2 separate regions of the Homo sapiens genome follow, and region 2 is linked to region 1. A link is an interaction called in ENCODE POLR2A ChIA-PET data of the cell type or tissue named here. Cell type or tissue: HepG2. All regions are shown on one strand. Each heading gives the region's core, and the rest is flanking DNA. Links, peaks and the distances in the headings are about the cores only. Region 1 overlaps FOXP1 (forkhead box P1). Region 2 overlaps FOXP1 (forkhead box P1).

What was found. ChIA-PET counts read pairs that join two places held together with the same protein. Peaks named below come from ENCODE experiments on the same cell type or tissue, not always from the same donor. Only the 100,000 strongest peaks of a DNase experiment are listed, where the experiment ranks them.
Region 2: POLR2A ChIA-PET joins it to region 1 with 7 read pairs; 3 of 35 experiments call an interaction of 5 or more read pairs at or near these places.

The regions. Positions count from the first base shown.
Region 1 is chr3:71,135,925-71,148,189 of GRCh38, reverse strand. All of the region lies in intron 6 of FOXP1 (forkhead box P1), which reads left to right. Among named protein-coding and RNA genes, the nearest start is that of FOXP1-AS1, 150 kb to the left of the region's middle. RefSeq lists an enhancer at 3,203-3,702. In HepG2, for the core only: no CTCF peak of the experiment used is centred there; a DNase peak (open chromatin) is centred at 6,769.
Region 2 is chr3:71,343,963-71,356,227 of GRCh38, reverse strand. The region is part of intron 4 of FOXP1 (forkhead box P1); the gene reads left to right. It overlaps LOC124906248 (a long non-coding RNA gene), which reads right to left. Exons shown (of 4, transcript XR_007095957.1): 2 at 9,590-9,669; 3 at 5,594-5,729; 4 at 5,252-5,341. Among named protein-coding and RNA genes, the nearest start is that of FOXP1-AS1, 60 kb to the right of the region's middle. In HepG2, for the core only: no CTCF peak of the experiment used is centred there; no DNase peak of the experiment used is centred there.

The DNA.
Region 1 (12,265 bases), core at 2,499-10,498:
GGCCAGGCTGGTCTCGAACTCCTGACCTCAGGTGATCTGCCTGCCTCGGCCTCCCAAAGTGCTGGGATTACAGGCGTGAGCCACCGTGCCTGGCCGACATTTGTATTTTCATATTATCTGGCTAATTTTCTATTGGATTTTATTTATTTCCATATTGATTTATGCGATTTTTATGAACCATAAAAATTATAATTTCTTTCTAGGTTCTGACACGCAAATATTTCTCTAGTGTTTTGGCGATCTTTTGTCTTTGCTATGCTGTTTTAGACATATTCAGTTTTAACATAATTCTATTTATCAAGTGTTTTCTTTATGGTTCCTAAATTTTTCGTAATTACATTTGAAAATGCATTCCCACTTCTGAGATGACGAGAATTTTTTTTTTACTATTTTAAAAATAAATGCCGATAAGGCTAGGATCTTGGAAGCACCTCCCTACCTTGGTATGATCATTTATTCATTTGGTTGTTGATATAACCAAGACATTGATTTAGCCATTGTTGTAGACAGAGATGAACCTGACTAGAAAATTTTCAGGGCAGTTTTCAATCCAGTAGAGAGAGATAAATTTCACACTTATTTGTAAATCAATAAGCATAATATTTTTAGATGGTGGAATTGCTGAGAGGACAGTGGAACAGAATGATGGGGGGCATTAATGGTGGAGAGGATGTTACCTCTGAGGTGATAAGATCAGCTAACATCTTCGGGTTCCAGCTGTGTTGAGATATAAGTAATAGTGTGTATGGCGGAAGAACAGCCCTGAGAGGGAAGGGGATCATGAAGATGGCTGGAGCAGCAAGACCATGGCAGTTGTAAAGGTGATATGAGATGAAGGTAGACAGGAAGGTGTGGACAAGACCCCATCTTTGAAAGGCAGGCTTTGGAATGTGGCTTTGATCCTGAGCACAAAATCTTTTGCAACAAAATGACCTGATGTGCATTTTCAAAAGATTCCTCTGGCTGCTATGCAGGGAAGAGATTATAGGGGGCAAGAAGGGAAGCAAAGAGAGGGTTGTGTAGGAAAATTGTGCCTACTTGGTGCAGACCCAGAATATAGTCAGTAGATCCAAGGTTAAACTAAGACTTCTCCAAGTTAGAGGTAGGGCACAGATGCTGGCTGAAACGCCAGGTAATTTAGGCATCCAGAGTAAATGCTAGTTTGAACTTGGAGCACGAGGGGCTTTGTGTGGGGGACCATTCAAAGGCAAGCTGGACAGGTGGTAACCTTGCTCACTGGGCGCCAGCAAGTAGAGCAGCGCTCGCTGGTGATGGATGGCTTAACATTGTTCCCCGCGCTGTGCTCAGAGCCGGGAGGAGGGCACAGCCCCTGGGGACTAGGAGGAGTCTCCAGGCTTTCCTTGCACTTTGTCTTCCGCTTAGTGTTTCAGCCAAGATATTAATTCTATGTTCTAGCCATGTTGCTGCCTCAGAGTCTCACTATTGTTAGTTATGCTCTCGTTCACAGTCCTAGTGTTGATATTTTTACACGTTTTAAACTCAAAAGTATCTGAATTTCGGAGACAATGAGACAATTAGAGTAGTTTGTAAAGTATAGTGAAGGTTTTTAAAAGAAGTGAGTGTGTGACTGCTACATGCAATTTATTATTATAATCCTCTCTTTTGTGAAGGTCCACAAACATTTTTTGTTCAATCAGATTTTTATTTTTTATTTTTTATTTTTTTGCTCTTCATTGTATAATGTATTCTTCCCCCTTAACTTCCCCCAATCTCAGGAGACAACAGTATTTCCCTTGAAAATACAGAGGGTGGATTGGCCCTGTGTGTGTGTTTTCCAAGTGCTGGCTTTCCAAGACATTCTCATGAAAAGGACTGGTATTGCTAAGTCATTTTTTAATATAAGGAGGTCCATGTTTGGGCATTGAAATTAATTTTCCTTATCTTGCCATACAAATAGCCACCCTGGCTTCTTTGATTTATTACCTGGGATGGTTCAGCAGCACTAAAAACAGAGGACGGGAAGACATCACCTTTACGTGGCATCATTAGTCACAGCATTAAAAGCATCACCCTGAAGGGACTGCTTCTCCCAGTCTTCCCTGTGCCATGACAGCATCCTGTTTGTTCCCTCTCTGTGCACTCAAGACGCTGGGCCCATCCACAGCTTCCGGGTTGCATTTTTCATTTCCTAGTAAGTTGCTGCTATCCAACATCCTTTCTGTCTTTTCTCCATAGCATAGTGTAAAAGAACTTTCAAAAGTGCAGATACAATCCCTGATTAAAGACAAGCTACTGACTGTAAGAAAATGTTTTAAAATCATTTCTCCAGCAAGGGACTCGTGTACAGAATATATAAAGAACCTTCCAAACTCTATAATACAAAACAAACATACTCAGTTTAAAAAGAGGCAAGAGACTTGACCAAAAATAAGCACATGAAAAGTCATTCCACATCATTAGACATTAGGGAAATGCAACTTAAAATTATAGGGAAAGGGAAAAAAATAGGATGCGATACCACTATACACCTATGAAAATGGCTAAAATAATTACTGGTAATTCTAAGTGAGGGTGAAGATGTGGAGCAAGTGAACTCTCATGCATTGCCGGTGGGAATATAAAGTGATGCTGCCACCTTGGAAAACAGCTGGGCAGTTTTTTTTGTTTTGTTTTGTTTTTGTTTTTTTGAGATGGAGTCTCGCTCTTTCACCCAGGCTGGAGTGCAGTGGTACGATCTCAGCTCATTGCAACCTCTGCCCTCCGGTTCAAGCGATTCTTCTGCCTCAGCCTCAGCCTCCCTAGTAGCTGGGATTACAGGCATGTGCCACCACGCCCAGCTAATTTTTGTGTTATTAGTAGAGACAGGGCTTCACTATGTTGGCCAGGCTGGTCTCTAACTCCTGACCTCAGGTGATCCACCTGCCTTGACCTCCCAAAGTCCTGGGATTACAGGTGTGAGCCACCACGCCCAGCCTGGGCAGTTTCTTTAAAAAAAATAAATAAATAAAAATAAACATACAGTTACTCATACTCTTGTATATGTATTGAAGAGAAGTGAGGACGTATGTTCACACAAAAACCTATAGGCTAAGGTTTGTGGAAGCTGTATTTATAGTTGCCCCAAGCTGGAAACAACCTGGACATGCTTCACTGGGCATGTGCGTAAGCAGACTGTGGCACCTCCGTACAATGGAATCCTACTCTGCAAGAATAAGGGATGAACTCTTAACAGACCCACAGCTTAGAATGGTCTCAGAGGTATTAAGTCAAAAAAAGCCAATCTCCAAAGATTACACACTATATGATTCCATTTATATGCCATTTCAGAAAAGACAAAACAGTGATAGAGACTCCATCAGTGGTTGCCCGGGGCCAGGGGTGGTGAGGAGGGTGTGATTACAACAGGTTGGCACAAGGGAGTTTGGGGGGTGGTGGAGGCCTTCTGTATCCCGACTGTGCTGGTGATTATACACATCCATGCATGTGAGGAGACTCATACTCTGTACCCCCCTGCCAAAAATCAATGTGTCAGTCCAAACTGCTGCACATGCTCTACACAGCCCAGCCTATCTCTTGTGATTCATCCAGTTCCTTCTCAGCCTCCTCGCCCGTTCTGTCAGGTCCCGAACACTTGTGGTCATTTTTATTTTCTAGCAGGGCACAATCACGCTCAGCCTTTTGCCCAAGAACCTCTCCTGCCCACTTTTCTGCCAACCCATCTTACCTGCCGAATGAGATGCTTTCTTTACAGCTCAGGTGTGGAGACTCTAGCACACGCACTGGGACCTCTGAACAACACCCAGTCTTGGACATTTCTTGCTCCTGTCAGGGTTCCCAGGGCACCACTCTCATTGCCTGGTTCTTTGGCTGCCTTGCATGCTGGGTTGTAGGTTTGGGAAGAGCTGATTCCACTGCTCATTCTCCAGCCCTGAGAAAGAGGCCACAGAGAGTTCAGTACATACACTAGTGAGGATGAGAGGTCTCTGCTCCGGAGGTGGACTCAGCCTTTGTCTGGTTTTACTTTTGCCTTCTTTTTCTGAGTGCTTTTATCTCTGACCCTCTTGCTGAAATTTCTTACCTTTCATGGCTCTTTTAGCAGGGGAATCGTCTTTGCTGGTTTTGCCCAAACTACTTCTTAAAAAGCAGTAAGCCAAAGTTTTAAGACTTGTATACTTTTTTTTTTCCTATTCATGTAAAAGTAAAATTATGTGGCAAAAATCATGAGTATAGAAGGGTTTTCTTTTTCATCAGAGGTTAGATGGGTTTTATAGTGCGACGTGAAAAGTCATTAGTAAAAGCCGTATTATAAACATATTTTTATATATTTACTTAGCCCCATCTTCCAAATTCCCTTGGAGGGACAACAGATTTTCTGGAAAATAAAAATCAGCTCCTATTCATAGCAGTGGTAAAAGTAATCGTCGTAACACTTACATGGTGCTTATGAAGTGCTGGACACTCTCTTAACATGTACTTTATGCATTTTATTTTATTTTTTGTAGAGATGGGGTCTTGCAATGTTGCCCAGGGTGGCCTCTAACTCCTGGGCTCAAGCGATCCTCCCATCTCAGCCTCCCAAAGCACTGGAATTACATATGTGAGCCACTGTGCCCAGCCTAATTTATGTATTTTAAATGACTTACTCCTCACAACAGCCTTAGGAGGTGGTGTCATTATTATTTCCATTTTACATATGAGGAAACTGTGGTGCAGTGTGGTTCGATCACTGCCTAAGGTCAGGAGTGAAGCTAGGATTCAAATGCAGGCCTCTGGCTTCATCTTCCAGAAGACTGTGCAACAAAGAGGGGAAGGAAGATGAGAGACAGGGTTTTCCTCACCAGGGACCTCATGCTGACCTCCTTTCACTTTTTCCCAGGGAGGTATCCCCACATCCCTTGCATGGTCTGCCAAGAAGATCCACAATAGCTTAAAATGCTTCTTCTCTTTTCTAGCCAAGGACAATTCCGTATTTGTGTCCTGATCATTATTAGAATAAGTAATCAAAATAATTAGAAAAGGAAGCTAAAAATGAAAATGGTCCAGGAAAGAATATAAAATAACTTGGATTGTGCTTTTCAACTTTCAAACTGTTTTCACTTAGTGTTTTCCCAAGACGTCCCTCACCACCACCCATTGTTATTGCCAACTTTTTGCAGATGAGGAAAGTGAGGCCCAGAGAGGAGAAGCGATTGCTCCCCTGGGTCACCATGTCGTTCCTTGTGGGACCAGTATGCAAGCCCTGCCCTGCCCTGCCCTGCCCTGCCCTTTCTTTCCTGCCCCCTTATCTCTCTTCCCACCTCCCTCCCATCTGAGTTCTTACTCATTAAGAGAAACTCTTTTATAAACTTTAGATGCAAGCAGTGTGATTTCATCTCTTTTTCTGCGTGTGTTAGTTTTTTGTTGTTGCATAACAAATTGCCACAAATTAGCTCATAGTTCTGTAGGTCAGAAGCCCAGGTGCACTGTTAATGGAGTCTCTCCTCAGAGAATAGGGAGGCAAGTGGAAGCTGCACTGATTCCTCGTCAAGAGGCTCCGGGAAAGAATCTGCTCCTAAGCTCATCCAGGATGTTGGTAGAATCCATTTCCTTCTGGCTGTAGGACTGAGGTCCCTGCTTCCTTGCTGGCTGTCAGCCTGCAGCTGCTCTCAGCATCTAGAGTCTACCCACATTTCTTGCCATATGGTCTCTTCCATCGTGAAGCCAGTAGGGGCACATCAGTCTTTCTTGTGCTTCAGAATCTGACTTCCTCTATCTCTGGGCTCTAAACTCCAATTGAAAGGGTTCATGTGATTCCATCAGGCCCACTCAGATAATCTCCCTTTCTTCAAGTCAGCTGATTTGGGACCTTAATTACATCCACAAAACCCCTTCACATAGCACCTGGATTAGTGCACGATTGACTCTCTGGGAAGGGGTGTGTTATACCAGGCATAGGAATGTAAGGGTCACCTGAGAATTCTGCCAACCACATGACATTACAACCTTAAAAATGGTACACATTGACAGGACCAAGGGCCACCTCCAAGGTATTTGTTTTCTGTGGTAATTATATCAATTCCTTAATGTTTTTACAGGTTTTTTTTTTTGTTTGTCAACATGACACATTTTGTATTTATTAAGTCATTTGATTGAAAGCATATTTGTAATCTGTGTACTTCTGTTTACCTTAAAAGGGTTGAAGAAGAATGAAGTAGACATAGGATTAGTTGAACAACACAATTCTGTTTCACTAACGATTCAATAAGTTAATTTCTTAAGCACTGTTTCATGCTTTCTTTTCAGCCTCTGTGCTCCATCTTCTTGAACCTTCTTTCTGCTCCTTGGCTATTTGATTTCTTCTTTACTTGTGGGTTTCCAATTAAATGTCACCTCTTCGTGGATGAATTCCTTGATGGACTTATCTAGAGTAGGTTAAAAATGAGAAGTTAAGTTTTTCTTTTTTTTAATGAAGGCTGAGGCTTCCTTCACAGTGGCTCTAATTATTTCTGGATTTGTTGATTGCTGATGTCTTACTCTATCTCCTGCTAGACTGTAGTATCAGAAAGGGAAGGGCCAGGTCTGTCTTGTTCTCCCTCCTAGGCCCAGTGCCTAGACTGTGCTTAGTACAAAGTAGTCACCAAAAATTATGTGTTTAATTGGTGTGTAAATAGAAGCTAATGTTCTGGTGCCTGTAGAACGGTTAACTTTAACATTTGTTTTGAAAGGTTGCCTGAGTAGTGAAACCGAGTTAATCATGAGGTCACTGCTTAAGCGTTTATTGTTTGAAAAGCACCTGATTGACAGTCACAAAGCTCTTAAAAGTGGGGGAGGGGACTCTACAAATGGTAGAGCCAAAGAAGAATGATTTTTGTGTCGTCCTTGAAAACATGCAGTGTCACTGGAAAGGAGGCGTGTGATGAGTTTTTCAAGTCATGGACAGTCTGATGTTTGGATCACAGTTTCTTTTTTTTTTTTTTTTTTTTGAGACAGAGTCTTGCTCTGTCACCAGGCTGGAATGCGGTGGTGCCATCTTGGCTCACTGCAACCTCCACCTTCCGGGTTCAACTGATTGTCCTGCCTCAGCCTCCCTAGTAGCTGGAACTACAGGCGCCTGCCACCACGCCTGGCTAATTTTTTGTAATTTTAGTAAAGATGGGGTTTCATCGAGTTAGCCAGGATGGTCTCTATCTCTTGACCTCGTGATCCACCCACCTTGGCCTCCCAGAGTGCTGGGATTACAGGCATGAACCACCACGCCCAGCCTGGATCACAGTTTCTTGGCAATTTTTTTTTTTTTTCTTGGAGACCAAGTCTTACTATGTTGCCTGTGCTGGCCTCAAACTTCTGAGCTCAAGAGATCCTCCCACCTTGGCCTCCTGAATAGCTAGGACTACGGTTGCCCCATGCCTGGCTTCTTGACACATTTTTTTAACATCCCAAGACAGATGCCTCTCCTTTCTCAAAGTCCTCTTTCGAAAAGTTCCTCTCTCTGATTTTCCCTTAAGCTTCACCTCCAGACAGTCACAGTATTTGGATACCTACTTAGAAGCTGTGTGACATTGGGCAAGATAGTCAACCACTCTGAGCTTTGTTTTCCTTCCCTGTAAAATAGGCATGATAATTCCCACCTTGAAAAGTCATTGGAAGGATAGCGAATACAAATGCCTGACATAAAGTGAGATTGATAAATGCTGTTTTCACAATTATTAGACTATATTATTTTAACTATGACTGCAAATCTGGTGTGGAATTGAAATGCTCATCTTAACAACAGAGCTTTTGGAAGTTGCAGGTTGAAATCCCTAACAGGAAAATCCAAAACCAGAAGTACTTCAAAATCTGAGACTTCTTGAGTGCCACCATGATACCACAAGCGAAAAATTCCACACCTGACCTCATGTGATGGGTCTCAGTCATAAATGCGATCAAATCTTTGTTTCTTGCCCCAAATTATCAAAAGTCTTGTATCAGATTGTCTTCAGGCTTTGTGTATAAGGTGTATATGAAACATAAATGGATGTCATGCTGAGACTTGGGTCCCATCTCTAAGATATCTTACCATGTGTATGCAGATATTCCAAGATCCTAAAAAATCTGAAATCATTGATCCCAATCATTTTGGATAAGGAGTACTCAACCTTAAAAAAAGTTACAGTAGATTTTAGGATCAATGGAGAAGATATTCTATGTAACAGATTTTTATTATCATATATTAAGTGAGGACTACTTTGTTTAAAATCTTTAGACTGAAATAAACACGTTCTGCATACAACCACCGTGAACACAATTTGTCTTTTTTTAAATTCAGAGGCACTTAGGAACCTTGTAGTGCCCCTGGGTTTTATTATGAACTCCAGTTAGCATTTTATTGTGGCTGCCTAGAAGTATTGATTCATATCCAGTCCGGAAAGCAACTTCTACCTGTTCACCTTTTCCCATTCCTTAACACATAATAGCGAAAGAGTCTGTTTCAGTAAATGCAGACTGGCTTGCCTGTGCCCAGCCCTGTCTCCACTTGGTTGGCTTCCTTGGGATGAGGACTCTCCTGCCCTGGCTTGTGCTGGGAAGTAATAGAACCAAAGCAGTGACATCCATAGAGCCGAGGAACAGAAGTCAGTGGGGCTTGAAAGAGTTCATTTCCCATAAAGTATCCAAAGTTGTTCAAAGTCGGTCAAGCTGTCATCACATTTCAGATGAGACTATTTTAGGGAGTAACAAGGGCAGAGTAGATCAATTAACGTTTCTTTTTTTTTTTTTAATCACTCTACATTCAATGAATGTTCAAGGCAGGTTAAACACTAATAGCAAATGTGGTGATGGAAGAATTGAGGCAGCTTCTGTTGTAGTATTTACTGTGGTTATCATTTCTATACCTAAAGCTGCATTCCTATCTTCTCATTTATTTTGCCTCCCTTTTAATTCACTGAGTTTGATTTAGAGAAGTCAGTGCATTGTATTACAGTGCCATTATGAGTCTGAATTTCTGATTTAATTCAGACAGTGTGAGCCCAGAACAGAGGACCAGGAGATTCTGCGTTACCCCAATTAGCCCGGGAAAGCTTAGACAACTGGCTCCGTATCTCTATGTATGCCCCAATTTCCCCTCCTGTAAAATGGAGCTATTTACTTATCTCAGGATTGTAATCATAAAAGAAAATTTCCTGTAGATGTGAAACAAATTTTAAATAGCATGCAGATACTTGCATTTGTATTTTTATTTTAACCCAAATTAACATGCGAAACCAGGATGCCGTTTTCAGAGTTGTTGGCATCCGTTCATCATATTTCTAGGTGAAGTATGTGTAAGTGATTATAGGTAATAAATATCTTTTTTTTTTTTAACTTATTGCAGAGGCAGTTTTTCCACTGTTAATGAGGGTAATTTGACTTGGTTGAAGGATTGCAGTTCTTAAGAATTAATGCAGTAATCCAATTCAAAGATTTAAAGAGATCTAAGATTTTTCACAGGTCGCGTGCCAGTGAATGTGCTCCTATCACATAGCAGCTAATGGACTTGAACGCCAGTCTGTCATTTACTGTTCCCTCACTGCATAGCAGCTTTGCCCTTGGTAGTGAGTATACTTTCCAAGCATTGCAGGTTATTTAGAAGTGTGGTATATTTGTATCACTTTTGAGAGATAGTATCCTATTTCCCACAGCCCCTAATTACTATAAAAACTGGGGTTATCTTTCTTAATTACATGTTTGAATCCTAATCTGCTAAGGTCTGAGGAATATCAGGCTCAGAGGAGCTGCCTTCTCGCCTTTCTTTTTCAGAGGAGGGCCTTTTATTTTTTTTAATGTATTTTTAAAAACTAATTCATGTATCATTGTATTCGTACATATAGGTTAATTCACGTGAATACAAAGGTTACATGCACTGTATTCATGACTTTCCATTTTTGATAATGATGTATTATTAACAGCTAACAATATTTTGTAAAGGCTTATTTATAAAGGATGTTGGAAGTGTTCTTATTTCCCGATCCCATTACGTTCCTAAATATTAAAAATCCCATTTTGAGGCAATTAGAAGCATTCGCTTCTTCCTCCACGTGTGTTCTCCAGACAGCGTCACCATTCTGCGCACACAGGAACCTTTGTTCCTTAATTAGAAAAAGGACTAGAGCTCATTAGTTGTGGTTCCTTGTGGTGTCTGCTCAAACACTCAGGCAATAATACATTACAAGGAGAGATCCAGCCTAAATCTGAGAGGCTCTCCACAGTTCCAAGAACTGTGAAAAGATAAATATATCTTGGAGGGTCCTTGTAAGGCCGTTCTCACATCCTGCACTGTCCTTGAGGGCCTGGCTGGTGGGTGCTCATCAGTTTTAAAGTCAAAGAGATTTCTGTATTCACAGGAGGAGGGAAGGGGAGAAGGCACAACTTGTATAGAAATCTAGAACTTTACCTTTATTGAAAGCCCATGGTCTTGCACCAAAAAAAAAAAATAATAATAAATAAATAAATAAATAGAATTATCTTTTGGATTTTTTGGTAGGTTAGTGGGCACCATCCAGATGCATTCGGATGTTATTGAAGGTGGGCGAATTGTTGACAAACATGATAGAAGACCAGATACCTTAGGCTGATTTTCACTGCTGGCATTGGACATCGGAGGAGCTGCATGAGCTTTGAAAGCTAAAACTCCCAAACTGGAGCCACAAAAGCTTTAGGCTGCATCAGTTATCAACAAAGAGCCCTGATTTCCACAATCAGAACAGGCATTTCTCCAGCCTCCAGGAAACCTCATGCATCTAATGTTCCCCAAAATATTAATAGTACAAATGGTGGACCCATCTCACTGGTTAAGATTAAGCTTCCCGCAGCAGAGAAGTGAGCAAGTGAAGTGAAAAATCTCAGACCGTATGGAGGATGTTTTGCTGTGCCTTGGCTGGGCTGGCGAGGATGTTTTGCTGTGCCTTGGCTGGGCTGGCAAGGATGTGCTGAAATATAAAGGGATATGGAGAAGAGAGCAAAGTGTCAGTTTGAAAGCCAGAGATTGGAAAATAGAGCAGTTATTTTGAGGGTCAATTCACTTCTCTTTGAGAAGGTTTATCCAGTCAGGTAGCTAACACCCTGGAAGGAAAAGAACTCAGAGGCCGCTAGGCGTGTCTGAGATACTCTCCCACCACCCACTACACTAACCCCCTCCTCATATCTTGCCTTCTCTTTCCATCCCTGCCAAAGGATAAATTGCCCTCATCCTGCTAATGCTAATGGAAGACATTATTAACAAAAGGGAGTGCTTCATAAAGGAAGCTGAGATCTGGCAAGTGGAGGCATGACATCCTTATGCTGATAGTGGTACAGGTCAGAAATAGTGAATATGGAAACAAATATTTCACTGAAATGTTCTGCCATTTAAAGGGACATGTCTAGATAGCCATGTACATATATACTTTTTTCCACCAGTAATCTTTTTTTTTTGTTGTATTTCTCAGAGAAAGAAAAATAGATTTTAAAATGTAAAAACCTGTTCTTCAATTGCGTATGCAAAAATCTCACTGCAGTGTTTATTCTAAACCTGCTCTCATAATGTTCAGTCAAGGAGAAAACAGCAAAAAACAGTTGTTGATGGACTTAGCACAGAACTGGATTAAATAAGCATTAGTCTACTGAAGCTGATTACAGGAATATGAAAATGCAGTATCTTAATGGTACATATTTTTATGTGGCAGCTCAGTTGCCTTTCATTTTGCAGCTAATATGTCTATTCTTATGAGTCATTTACTTCTTTAATTACCTTTTGCAGGCAAGGCACCATGGTATATTAATGTGAATGATTTTTACTGCCAGTTTATCATACAATGCCCCAGAAGTTGAAAGGCGTAATTGACTTGGAAGAACAGCTCATGAAGGAAACAATATTTAGTTGACAGTTTTCCTTGTACTCTCTGTTGACGTTTATGAGTTTACACTATGCTAAAGGAGTAATAAACACAATTTTCTTTCAATAACAGGAAAGGGTAGCTTCTAAAATACATTTGTGGAAAACACATTTGTTCATTTCTTGAATAATATGAAAATAACACATTTCCAGTGATAAGACTTCTCAGATTGCCAATTGAATTAAACCTTCAAAGGTGCATTTATAACCTGTCTCAGAGCATTAGGAGATATTAGGGTTCATGTGATTGAATCTACTTAATGAATATTTAAATTATAAACAGATTTAGATAAATCATATTTAACTCTGGGTGTTAGGGTGAGACAATTTGGTCCTGCGCTCCCAACTTCCAGGAGAAGGAAAGGCAGAACGGGAGCTTGGGGATTGGGAACTGTCTGAAGGAAGATTTTCTTTCTCCAAAGGGAGGGAAAGTCT
Region 2 (12,265 bases), core at 1,583-9,582, 210 kb before region 1:
TTTTTTTTTTTTTTGACTTAGTCAGACAATGGTCCTGCCTCGCAAGCAGAATTCACTAACTGCTTTCAAGTTGGTATTGCTGATGATAATCTGAAACTGTAGGGTTTCGCTCGTGCAGGCTGATGTTACATGATGTCGATCTTCTGCCACCTCATCCTCCATCCCTGCCTCTGTGCTGACTCGGCAAAGCAGGTCCTAGTCCCCCACAGATCCTCTTGGGAATGGCCCTCAAAGGACTGTGTCATCTGCACACAGAAGCTGCCACAGGTCCGTGGCAAAGAATGTCAGCAGTACTCATGGATGACCCAGTTGGTGACTTGTACCCAGATTGAAAAACAGTGCCAACCACGTGACCCTGGCTGTCTCTTGAGTTTTTGAGCCCTGTTAGGTGAGACGGGTAAGAGTCACACCACCTATAATAACAAACCTGCAGTGATAATTCATTAACATTGACACCATATCACAGAACTGATGGTTTTGGGGCAACAGACCCCAGCCTATAGTAGTACTTATCAGGGGTCTGCCTGACATAGGCTTTGCTTCCATCATGTTCACTGTGTGGAGATAGTGGCTTGAAGATCTGGCGTGTTCAAAAGACTCTTGGAAACTTCGAGCTTTTGCCGCGTGGTTTCCAATATTTTATTTAAACCCCATTACTCTTCTCAGATGTCATAAAATCTCCCTTGCCTCTGAATTACGGGATACCTTCCATGCCTCCCAGGACTCACTCCTTCTCATCCCTTAGTGTTCAGTTCAAAAATCAACCCCTTAAACATGCCTTTGCTGACCACCTACGTGAAAGGGGACAGCCCCTTTATTATTTTTCTTGATCCAAACCTCTTGTTTGTTCCATATGTTACAGCCCTGTCCCTTCATGAATTCACCTGTTTATCAGGTAATAAGCAAGAAGTAGGTCGTATTCAGTGTGGCTTCTCCATGGCTAGCAGTGCCTAACATATGGTAGGTATGCATGCAGTCGGTATTTGTTGAATCAGTCAGAGTCTGGGGATTTCCCTGTGAATTTCTGTATTTTTATGGCACCTAAGAGGACTGTATCTGGTTGAGGGAGAAAGAGAAGGAACAAAGCTACACACATCACCTTTATTGTAGGAATAAAATACTGCCCTTGGGTTTTCTCTGGAAAGTTCCCACTATGTACTGCATACTCTGCGTGTCCCATCCGGAAGGGGTTATACATTATCTTCCCCATGAAGACAGAATCATTTGCCACTTGAGCCTGAAGGATATTGTGGGTGGTACAAATTGATTAAGGACATTGGGATCCAAGCTCAAACCCCAACACTCTCATTCAGTGGCTCTTTTTTTGGACAAATTATTTTCTCTCTCTAAGACTCAGTTTACTTGCCTGGGGCAGGGGTAATAGCATTACCTAGCCACTGAGCTATTGCGAGGATTAAATTAGATGGTACGTATAAAGCACTTTGCACAACGTCTGGAACAGAATAACAGTGCTGTTGATTTAAGGGTATCAGCAAAGGCTTTGGGGACCTCCACTGATAAAACTCATCTTCTGCTTTCTTCTGATGTTCATTTTAGAGGTGGCAAAGATGGCAAAGAACCTTGATTCCCGATTATATTTGCTCATGTTTCATGTGCTGAATTAACTTCAAAAAGTACAAAATAAGCAAGCAGTGAGATAGTCTGTTTTATATTTGTTGTTGACACGTTGACTGTTGGATGCTCATGACCTGTCTCAGGTAGCACATGCTAGAAACCTCAAGCGCTGCAATGGCTCAGTGTCTGGAGCCTGACCCACATCCAGAAAACCATGGAAATTGAGAGTTTGGGGTGCTGCAGTGTCTGTACGCCTTCTTGCTGGGGATATGTTTTGCCTTTAAGTTAATCAGAGCTGGTTTGATCTCCTGCCTTGCAATAGAGGGCATCTTAAATTTCCTTAAATTCTCTTCTCTCTCTCTTTTTTTTTTTCTGGAGACGGAGTCTCGCTCTGTCACCCAGGCTGGAGCGCAGTGGCGCAATCTCAGCTCACCATAACCTCCGCTCCTGGGTTCAAGCGATTCTCCTGCCTCAGCCTCCCTAGTATTTTTTTTTTTTTTTTGTATTTTTAATACAGACGGGGTTTCACCTTGCTGGCTAGGCTGGTTTTGAACTCCTGATCTTGTGATCCGCTCATCTCAGCCTCCCAAAGTGCTGGGATTACAGGCGTGAACCACCGCGCCCAGCCCAATTCTCTTCTCTTTTTTTAAAAAAATATACTTGATGTGTCGGTCCTGAAAATTCACATCACTTCTCTTTTGATAGAAAACCAAAGTCTGTATAGTCTGAAAGGAGTTAGATATAAATGTCTTTCATTATTAACACCAATTTCTTCCACCTGCTTGAAGAAGATGATCTATTATTTTTGCTATATTGTTCCACCATGTCAGTGGTTGACATTTGTTGTTCATTGTGAATTTTTTATGTAAAAGCTGAAGCAGAGAGAGGGACCTGTCTCACTCTGTATCACATGACTTTCTAGCGGACAAGAATGAAATCTATGAAATCATATACTCTTATTTACACGACTTATGGAGTAACTAGGGTTATCTAGGAAATTAAAATAGCCATTTCTTTTATTAATTCATAACTTGTACTCTTGCAACTTAACAATAAAAGGACATGATTAAAATATAGTTTAAGGCATCAAACGTGGTTACTAATATCCTTTTAGGAAAGGAAAAGATGAAATCCAGTAAGTTTCAGTCAAAGTAAGTGAATAAATCAGAAAAAAAAACATTGGTTAGACTCATGATAACCCTCAGAGTGGCTAACACCCAGATTTTTTGCATCTCTAAAAATATATAACACCCCTGTCTCCAAATATCACTTCAGAAACTAAAATAATAATTCGTGAAAGGGGAAACAGATCCGTGTAATATGAGACTTGATCAGGCAGTTTACGCGGGATGCTTGAGGGCCTAGATCAGCCCTTGTGCTGCCCTCTTCTCAATACCCTGGTGCCTGAGGAGCAGCGGGGAAGATTAGGAGCTTTCTGAGGGTTTTTACTTTAATGCTTTGAAATTTTGCTGCATCGTCTGAGTCCAATTTGGTTCAGCAGTCTCTCAGTGCCAGGTGACTCTGGCTAAGATGCTCTAGGGCTGAATTTTTTAATGCCAGCTTTCCCAGGGGATCAGTAAAGGTTTTGCCCTGGGTATTCCAACCAGGAGAGCCTGTGTCCTGTCTTTGTCCACATCTGTCCCCAGTCATTAATGGTGACACAAAATAGTCTCCCACTCCTGACTCACTTCCTAAACCTGGCAGTTTCTTTGGGATTCTACTCCTAGAATAATTGGTGCTTAGACCTTCTTAGGTTTATCTGTATGTATGTACCTAGAAGAACTTGCATTTCGTGCTGTCACCAATATTCTGCATGCTTAAAAAGTAGGGAGAGGTGGAAGTAGAATTTTCTAAACTCATGAAAAATCTAACCCTAAAAAATCTCAATAAACAGCAGTTTTTTAAGAGAAACATTCTAGCTTTTGAAAGGTCTACCCTATAATAGCTACCTTTACTGTCTGTATGCCAGACATGATTCTAAGCCTTTGATATTTATTAACTCATAGTAACTCTGTGAAGTAATCATCATTCTAAAAATTCATTTTACAGGTGAGGAAGCTGAAGAATAGTGAGTTAAATGACTCACCCAGAGCCCTCTGCTTATATGGAGCAAAGTAGGATCTGGACCTAGAAATTCCTTCCCCTCGTAGCCTGTTGTGTTTTTTTTTTTTTTTTTTTTTTTGAGATGGAGTCTCGCTCTGTTGCCCAGGCTGAAGTTGGAGTGCAGTGGTGCAGTCTCGGCTCACTGCAACCTCCACCTCCCTGGTTCCAGCGATTCTCCTGCCTCAGCCTCCCAAGTAGCTGGGACTAAGATGCATGCCACCATGCCTGGCTAATTTTTGTATTTTTGGTAGAGACAGGATTTTGCCATGTTGGCCAGGCTGGTCTCGAACTCCTGACCTCAGGTGATCCACCCCCTTCAGCCTCCCAAAGTGCTGAGATTACAGGCATGAGTGACCACACCCAGCCGTACCCTGGTTCTTAATCACTATGCCATGCAGTCTTCCTCACGCACACATATTCTTGGGGTTATCGACTTGCAGGCATTATTTTGTTTTCACATAAACTTTTCACTCTAGGACTGCATGTGGAGCTGTTATACTTCAATGCTATCTAATAGGCCCTGCTTGATCTTACTAGACTTCTTCAAATGCTTTCTTTTTGCTAACACAAGAGCTATGGGAAATAAAAGTGTGTCGCAATTTGATTAGGAACAAGGACAACCACTTAATTGCCATTCTTCTATCTCCAGTTGGATGTGCCTGTTAAGACATTTTCTCTAGATCTTTGAGTCATTTTTCTCTGGGACATTTTTCTAATTAACCTCATCTCTCTAGCCCTCATTTTACTTCATATTAGCCTCTGACCACCTAATAATTGATTTGTTCTGCTCAATCACCTGTGTGAAAAGTGAGAGGGTCTCCCTCCCAAAGCTTTGGTCCCGTACCTGGGCATTTTCCCAGCAAGCAAGTTCAGAATGTTCTTTTAGTTCTTGGAAACATTCACCTGGAAGGCTTTTTATTTACCAGGGTGAATCTGGGGTACTGAAAGGTAACATTGGCTAACAGAGTAGAAGACCTTTGGTTACTTAGTCAGTAGAATTATAGGTTTATAAGCTGTATGCCAAGGACTTTGACCTTCAAATATTAGTAAAATATTAGGCTTGAAGAAATGTATAAATGCCAGTTTCAAGAGACCACAAATAAGCAATTTTGACTTAAAAGGTTTGAAGTGTTCATATTGCCTTGTTAACACAAAGAGCAGACAGCCCACTTCTAAAGTGTCGGTGCCTTAAAATACTGAGCTCACCATATTTTAGGTCTTGTTGGTTCTGAGTGACCAGCTTAGTCATAAAGGGGAATTAATTGGCTCATAATGTTGAAAAGTCAGATTGTGGAACTAGCTCCAGGGAAATCTGGAGCAGGAGGTTCCGATCATGCCATTAAGTCTTGGTGGCAGTCTTCTGGCTGTGCTGTGCTCCCTGTTGGATTCATTCACGGAGGCGATTCCCTGTTTGTGGCAGGATAACCTTTCATGAGTCTGTTTTTGTAGCAACTCCAGCAGAAAAGATCTTTTCTTAAGAGTTCTAGCAGCTGTCATGGAATCTGGATCTTCCTGCTTCTGTGATTGGTCTGGTGTGTGCCACATGCCTTTCGGTGAAACACTTACTGGAGCTGGAGCAGGAGTGAGTTGGGGGTGGTGGGAGGTCCTGCTTGGCCTAGGATGGGTCATGTGTCCATCTCTAAAGGCATGGATGGCCTTTGACCTACACAAAACAATGGGAAGTAGGTGAAAAGAGTGCTGGTTTCAGAAGGAGACAGAACTCTGGGAAAGTGAACTATGTTTATGTACCACGTCGGGTACTATACTTGATACACAGCAAATACATAGAATTACAGGGTGGAAGGAACCTTTAAATATCATATGGTTCAGCTAACCCACAACTGAATGTCATCTATGGGAGTTTTCCCAGAAAGTTGTCTGCCTAATGCTTGACATCTTCAATGACATTTCCTACCTTGAGAGTGGGCTGTGCCTCAGAAATGCTACCATGCCTCTGTCCTCGAGGAGTCTAGAGTTCATTCATTTCCTGCCTTCCTTCTATTCATTCTTCTCTTCAACCATCCACCTACCATCTGCCACAGTTTGTCGTCCTAAGGCAAGATGCTTGCTTTTAACATACTTACATGTGCAAGGTAGACAGAAAAGTCAGTTATAATATGGTGATAGAGAAGCTACAAGAATACTGGTGTATTGTGCGTTTTGATTGGGGAGGGGATTGGAGAAGGGAGATTGGAGGGCCTCATAGCAGGAATGATGCCTCAGAGGATCAACAGGAGTTGCCAAGTAGCCAAGGGAAAGACGGTCTTTTTGGTGGACTTAGTAGGATTAAACCCTATATTAACATTCAGACTTGCTTTTGAATGACCCAGGAAAATTGGCTTATAAAGTAGCTTAGCCCAGTCAAAATGCATATGTCTTTTAGGTCACATAAAGAATGTAAGTGGTGGGAATAATATCCTGATGATGAAACATTTTTGTACAGGTGAGCCATCTGACATCTTCCAAGTCACCCCCATCTCCTGTTTCTTAATAAATACGTAATAAGTGAATGGATGAAACCTTCTTGGGAAAAACTTCAGTGAGTTAAATTACAGAATTTTAACAACCACTTTCCTAATAATTTTGAAAGGATCGGATATTATTTGTTTATTCATACATTCTTAGGGGCAAAGGAATATTTTGAACCTCAGTTTTCTCATCTGGTACCTGAGGATAAAAATAGTACCTCCTGAAGGGTTAGGGATATAGAGAATAAACATCTGGAGCATGTGAAACACCAAATATGGTTCTATCACCTGGTAAGCCCTCTGTCAATATTACTTGTTATCAAAGGGTATCTATGATTTTTATACCTCATTGGTTGTCAAAAGCTTAACATTTAGTTATGTCCATTTAGCTACTTGATATAAATGTTTTTCCATGTGCCCTGGATGGAATTTTTTTTTTTATTTTTGCATGTTACTTACACCTTAAAAATTAAAGATATTAAAGATGGTGAGATTTAGCAAAAAACTTTAATTTCACATGCTTTTAATGCTTCCCTGAATTAATAATTTTCATGTCCATCATATTTTCTCCTTGGCCCACAATTCATCCCATATTTGGATCTTGGCAAATGATGACTTGGTTAATTAGGCAGTCTGTTAACTCTGATTACTAAGTTATAACAGATCAGTGTAGAAGCATCACTGTGCAATTTGGATTAAAAGGCTCTTCATTTTATCAAAACAAATTTACATTTATGGGTAACTGTTGAAGTGCGTTATGTTAAAATGATGCATTTCATAAGGAAAATTTAAAAAGGATAAAAATTATTTCCTCCTGCTAAGTTATTTTTTTATTGTGGCATTCATCACATTATCTTTCACTAGGAATATACATAAAATCTTGGAATTTTCTTTTAAGGCTTGGAAATTATAGCTGATTTAATACCTTGATTATACAAATATGATGGATGCATTGCATTTTTATTTAAGCATAATTTAGTGTAGTGGCACATGGTTATATTCCAATTCTGACCACAGTGGCCTCTGATGTTGGAGTTACTTATAGAAGTGAAACTTGACTGTGTTGGGGCAGAATTAGTGGGCTACATTAGGCTGGCTTTGTTTTATAGCTGAAGGCATTGATGGTTATTAAATAGACTGCGGCCTCTGTAGTCCGGTCTCTTGTCTAATGGTTCATCATCACTTAAGGGAAGTTGGGGTATCAAAAACTTGCTTGCTTCTTCCATGTTCATCTCTGCCTACCTTCTTTACTTTCTTAGCACACATAACAGTTAGCATTGTGGAAGGTGAACAGACAAACACAGAGTAATTTTCCAGACTTGGTGAATCCTAAAACCTGTGTTAATTACCCCTCAAGATTCTGTCTAGTATCAATAACATTCAAATGATAGCACCTCCCCCTTTACTCCCTCCTCTGCTCGACACACACACCTGCATGTGTGACTTATACACACATGCATATGCGTGTGCACACACATACACACCTGCATGTGTGACTTATACACACATGCATATGCGTGCGCGCGCGCACGCACACACACACACACACACACACACACGCACACACACACACACTGAACACAGCAACTGGCACCTGGGAGGTGTTTAATAGGTATTTGTTGAAGACTAGTGGGTGGAAAAGATGAAACACCAACAGCCTCCCACTCCAAGCTTCTAAGCTGCTCTTAGCCTGGTCCAACATCTGGGACCCTGTTTGATATTACAACTGTTGGAATAAATGGAGTTCATGAATTTAGTATTTATTCTTTCAATAAGCTTACTGAAGTCTGGCCTTTATGAATTGCTGTGTTCTAGTTCTACGGGAAATAGATAAATCAAAGAGAGAAAATACAGTAGTTTCCCCTTATCCATGGTTTCACTTTCTGTGATTTCAGTTACCAGCAGTCAATGATGGTCTGAAAATAAGTGAGTACAGTACAAGAAAATAGTTAGAGAGAGAGAGACCACATTCACATAACTTCTATTACAGTATTGTTAAAATTGTCCTATGTTATTTGTTATCATTAATCTCTTACTGTGCCTAATTTATAAATTAAACTTTTTCATAGGTGTACATGTATAGGAATACACATCATATGTATAGGGTTCAGTACTAATCATGGTTTTGGGCATCCACCGGGGCTCTTGGACTGTATCCCTGTGTATAATGAGGGACAACTCTGTTTTTTTTTTTTGTGAGACAGAGTTTTGCTCTTGTTGCTGAGCCGGAGTTCGGTGGCACGATCTCTGCTCACTGCAACCTCCGCCTCCCATGTTCAAGCGATTCTCTTGCCTCAGCCCTCCGAGTAGCTGGAATTACAGGCATGGGTCACCACGCCTGGCTAATTTTGTATTTTTAGTAGAGACGGGGTTTCTCTATGTTGGTCAGGCTGGTCTCGAACCCCCGACCTCAGGTGATCCACCCACCTCGGCTTCCCAAAGTGCTGGGATTACAGGCATGAACCACCTCCCCCAGCCGACTCTGTTCTTTACATTCAGCAAACTCAGTATCTTGTTGATTGATGATATTGACATGACCCTAGGCCAGAAATAGTAAACCTTAGTTCTTCAGTTTTATTCAGTGCTAGCATGTAGTTTATGCAAAACCAGCTTTTCTAAATCTAGAAGGCTCTGGCTCTGCTGATATTGATGGTAGAGGCAGAAGTTTGTTTAAGTCAGAATGGAAGTGGAGGTTTTTATGAATTTGATTATTTTATCTTAATTAGGAACATTTAATAATAATTATGGGTGACTTTCATTTTGGAGCAGGTATGGCTGGTTGTTCAAAGGTAAAGTGATGTTTTGAGCTGTAATTTGACGGATCTGAATGACAGTCAGCCTGAATAATTCAGCTTCCTACTAGCTTCCCTACCACCCCATTCCTTCTTAAAGAAAGAACCAAATAAGGAATTTTTTAAAACCCAAACCATTCTGGATTCTATTAATTCTTATAGTTACTTTCAAAGGAGCAGTTTGAGAGAAAGATGCGGTCTGGGACATTTATATGTGAGGTAAAGCTTTCAACCCATTAGAACATTAATTTTTTTGAGATGGAGTCTTGCTCTGTTGCCAGGCTGGAGTGCAATGGTGGTGCGATCTTGGCTAACTGCAACCTCCATGTCCCGGGTTCAAGTGATTCTCCTGCCTCAGCCTCCCTGAGGCAGGTGCGTGCCACCACGCCCAGCTAATTTTTGTAATTTTAGTAGAGACGGGTTTCACCATGTTAGCCAGGATAGTCTCTATCTCTTGACCTCATGATCCACCCGCCTCGGCCTCATTAATTTTTTTTAATGGGGCTTTAGTTGCCTAAATAATATGTGTATTATATAAAGTCTTGCTAATAGAGCAAGAGAACCCTCTGGAAAAAAAACTGCCTAAGGAATGAGATAAGAACTGAAGTCTGCTTGGGTTTTCAAGCATCCCTTGAGATGGAAAAGTCTTACCCCGCATCCGTGGTCCTCAAGAAGCCATAAAGGCAACATTAGGAAACTTTCTCGATTAGGTGCTTCCTTAGTGAATAGGTCTGTGGATAGAAGCAAGCAGACTTATTATAAGGTTGGATACTATACTATTACTGTGTGGTTGTATTAATTAAATTTATTCCTTTAAAATAACCTTGGATGAAAACAACCACCTCTTCTGTGGTCATGGTTAGCAGATGTTTACCGTAATTCTTTGCTCAGTGAAAAAAATGCCTCTTCCACCCAACAAAAACAGCCACGTTTGCTTGGCTAAATCAAAACTTTGGCGCTTGGGTCTTACTTTATATATCATGGCTCCAGTCACACAACCTTTCCAAGTGTGAGGCTTAGATCACCAACTCCAACATCTGCAGGAGAGCTTTGCTCACAGTGATCTATTATGTGAGTGCTTAATTCTTAGACTGTTCTTGGCATTCGCCTTCCCTCATTGAAACCAATATCCTATATGCAAGCTGCTCTTTGTTTTTCTTACATAAGCATGCTAGCCCCTCCCAAATTTTTAAAGCTTTCACCTAGACCTATGGCCATTTTTGTGAGGATTTTGATCATAGAAATAAAGTCAAACTTTGCCTTCTCAGTCTGAGAGTTTAGTTTTTCTTCGGCTCTCTCTGAAATACCAAGCCTCTCCTTTCCTTATATTTTGTGCTTGAAAAGCACTTTGTCTCATTGCATATTGGGCCTACTTAACCACCTCACTCCTCTTTTTTTTTTTTTTTTTTTTTTTTTTTACAAAAACTTTATTGATTTCAAACCTATAGCCTATCGGTAGTCCCTGCCCGCACCTGCTGTTCATGGTTCTAATAGGTATTTCAGGACCAGCTCCCCCATCTGCACTGAATTTCTGCACTGAAGAATGCCGCCTGCTCTCAGCAGTGCTGAAAGGAAATACAACAGCAAAACTTTGCTTTTCTTGGGAAGCTCTTCTCTTTGGAATGGAGAACTCTGGGTGGCTCTTCTTATTTTGTTTTCATCGCCAAAATAAGCAGGGATCTTGCATAACACCAGGGTAGGAAAAAAGAAGTAATTTTAAGGGAAACATATGTTCATGTTGAGAAAAAGGCAGTTAGAACTGGACAAGGGATAGTGGCCCACAAAGCTAAAGGCATCTTTTCAATTCAGTTAGGAAACCAGGTTTTGATCTTTTTGGTATATATATGTGTGTGTGTGTGTGTGTGTGTGTGTGTGTGTGTGTGTGTGTGTGTATATATATTTGAGACAGATTCTCTCTCTGTCACTGAGGCTGGAGTTCAGTGGCACAGTCTTGGCTCACTGCAACCTCTGCCTTCTGGGTTCAAGCAATCTTCCTGCCTCAGCCTCCCGAGTAGCTGGGACTACAGGTGTGCACCACCACACCCAGCGAATTTTTGTATTTTTAGTAGAGACATGGTTTCACCATGTTGGCCAGTATGATCTCGATCTCCTGACTTTGAGATCTGCCTGCCTTGGCCTCCCAAAGTGCTGGGATTACAGGCGTGAGCCACCACACCCAGCCTTTTTTGGTATATTTTATAAAATGAAAAATAAGTTGCTTCCCTGTATCCCCAAATATTTTCTTTGATTCAATTACAAATGAATCTTGGGACACCAAGGCTTATAAACTAGTTAGTTGATATATGCAGTATAGAATGTGTCTAGTTCTGTATTTGTTAAATTATTTTCCTATGATCTTAGCACTAAGTAATGTTCCTGGAAATCATTTCATTTAAGATGCCTGCCCTAATCTGAAGTCAGAGCTAAAATGATCCAAATATGATTTTTTTTTTAATTGAGACGGACTCTCGCTCTTTCCCCCAGGCTGGACTGCAATGGCACATCTCAGCTCACTGCAACCTCTGCCAGGTTCAAGCCATTCTCGTGCCTCAGCCTCCCAAGTAGCTGGACTACAGGTGCATGCCACTATGCCTGGCTAATTTTTTTGTATTTTTAGTGCACAGGGGGTTTCGCCATGTTGGTCAGTCTGGTCTCAAACTCCTGACCTCAGGTGATCTGCCCATCTTGACCTCCCAAAGTGCTGGGATTACAGGCGTGAGCCACAGTACCCAGCTTCAAATATGATTCTTATTTGGTCTGATTTTTGGAGAAGAGAAATCCGGGTATTAAAATGGACCAAAGATGTCTACTTTAGCTGTTTGGCTGATTAGTGGACATATTATTTGTCGTTTTAACTGATTCCAAATTATGTCTGTTGATAGAAACAGCAGACACTAGTGTTTCACACTGTTTGTGGGTGGCAAGTTTTGAAAATGCAGCTAATTTGCAAAACGACAGAAGAATAGAAAAAAAGATAGAAAAAAATTCCTTAAGGTTTTCCATTCAACTATTCTCAAAGTATGAACATTTTAGGGTTAGGGGAAACTCTAGCAGAGTTCTTCTTTCCTCATTATAAATTAAATACTCGTATCCCTAAAACGTAGCTGTGAAGGAGGGAAGGTCCTGGAACATTCTTAGTACTGATATGCGTATGCAATGCCACAACCAGAGAGATGGCGGATGTACTCACACAACTGGTTGAGGGCAAGGGCCAACAGGACTGTGGGATAGTGCCCAGATGGGAAGGCCTTGGTTGCGCCTGGAACTGTTTCTATATGTAGTTCTTTGCTGCATGTACAAAAAAATATATCCAAACAGAGATCTATT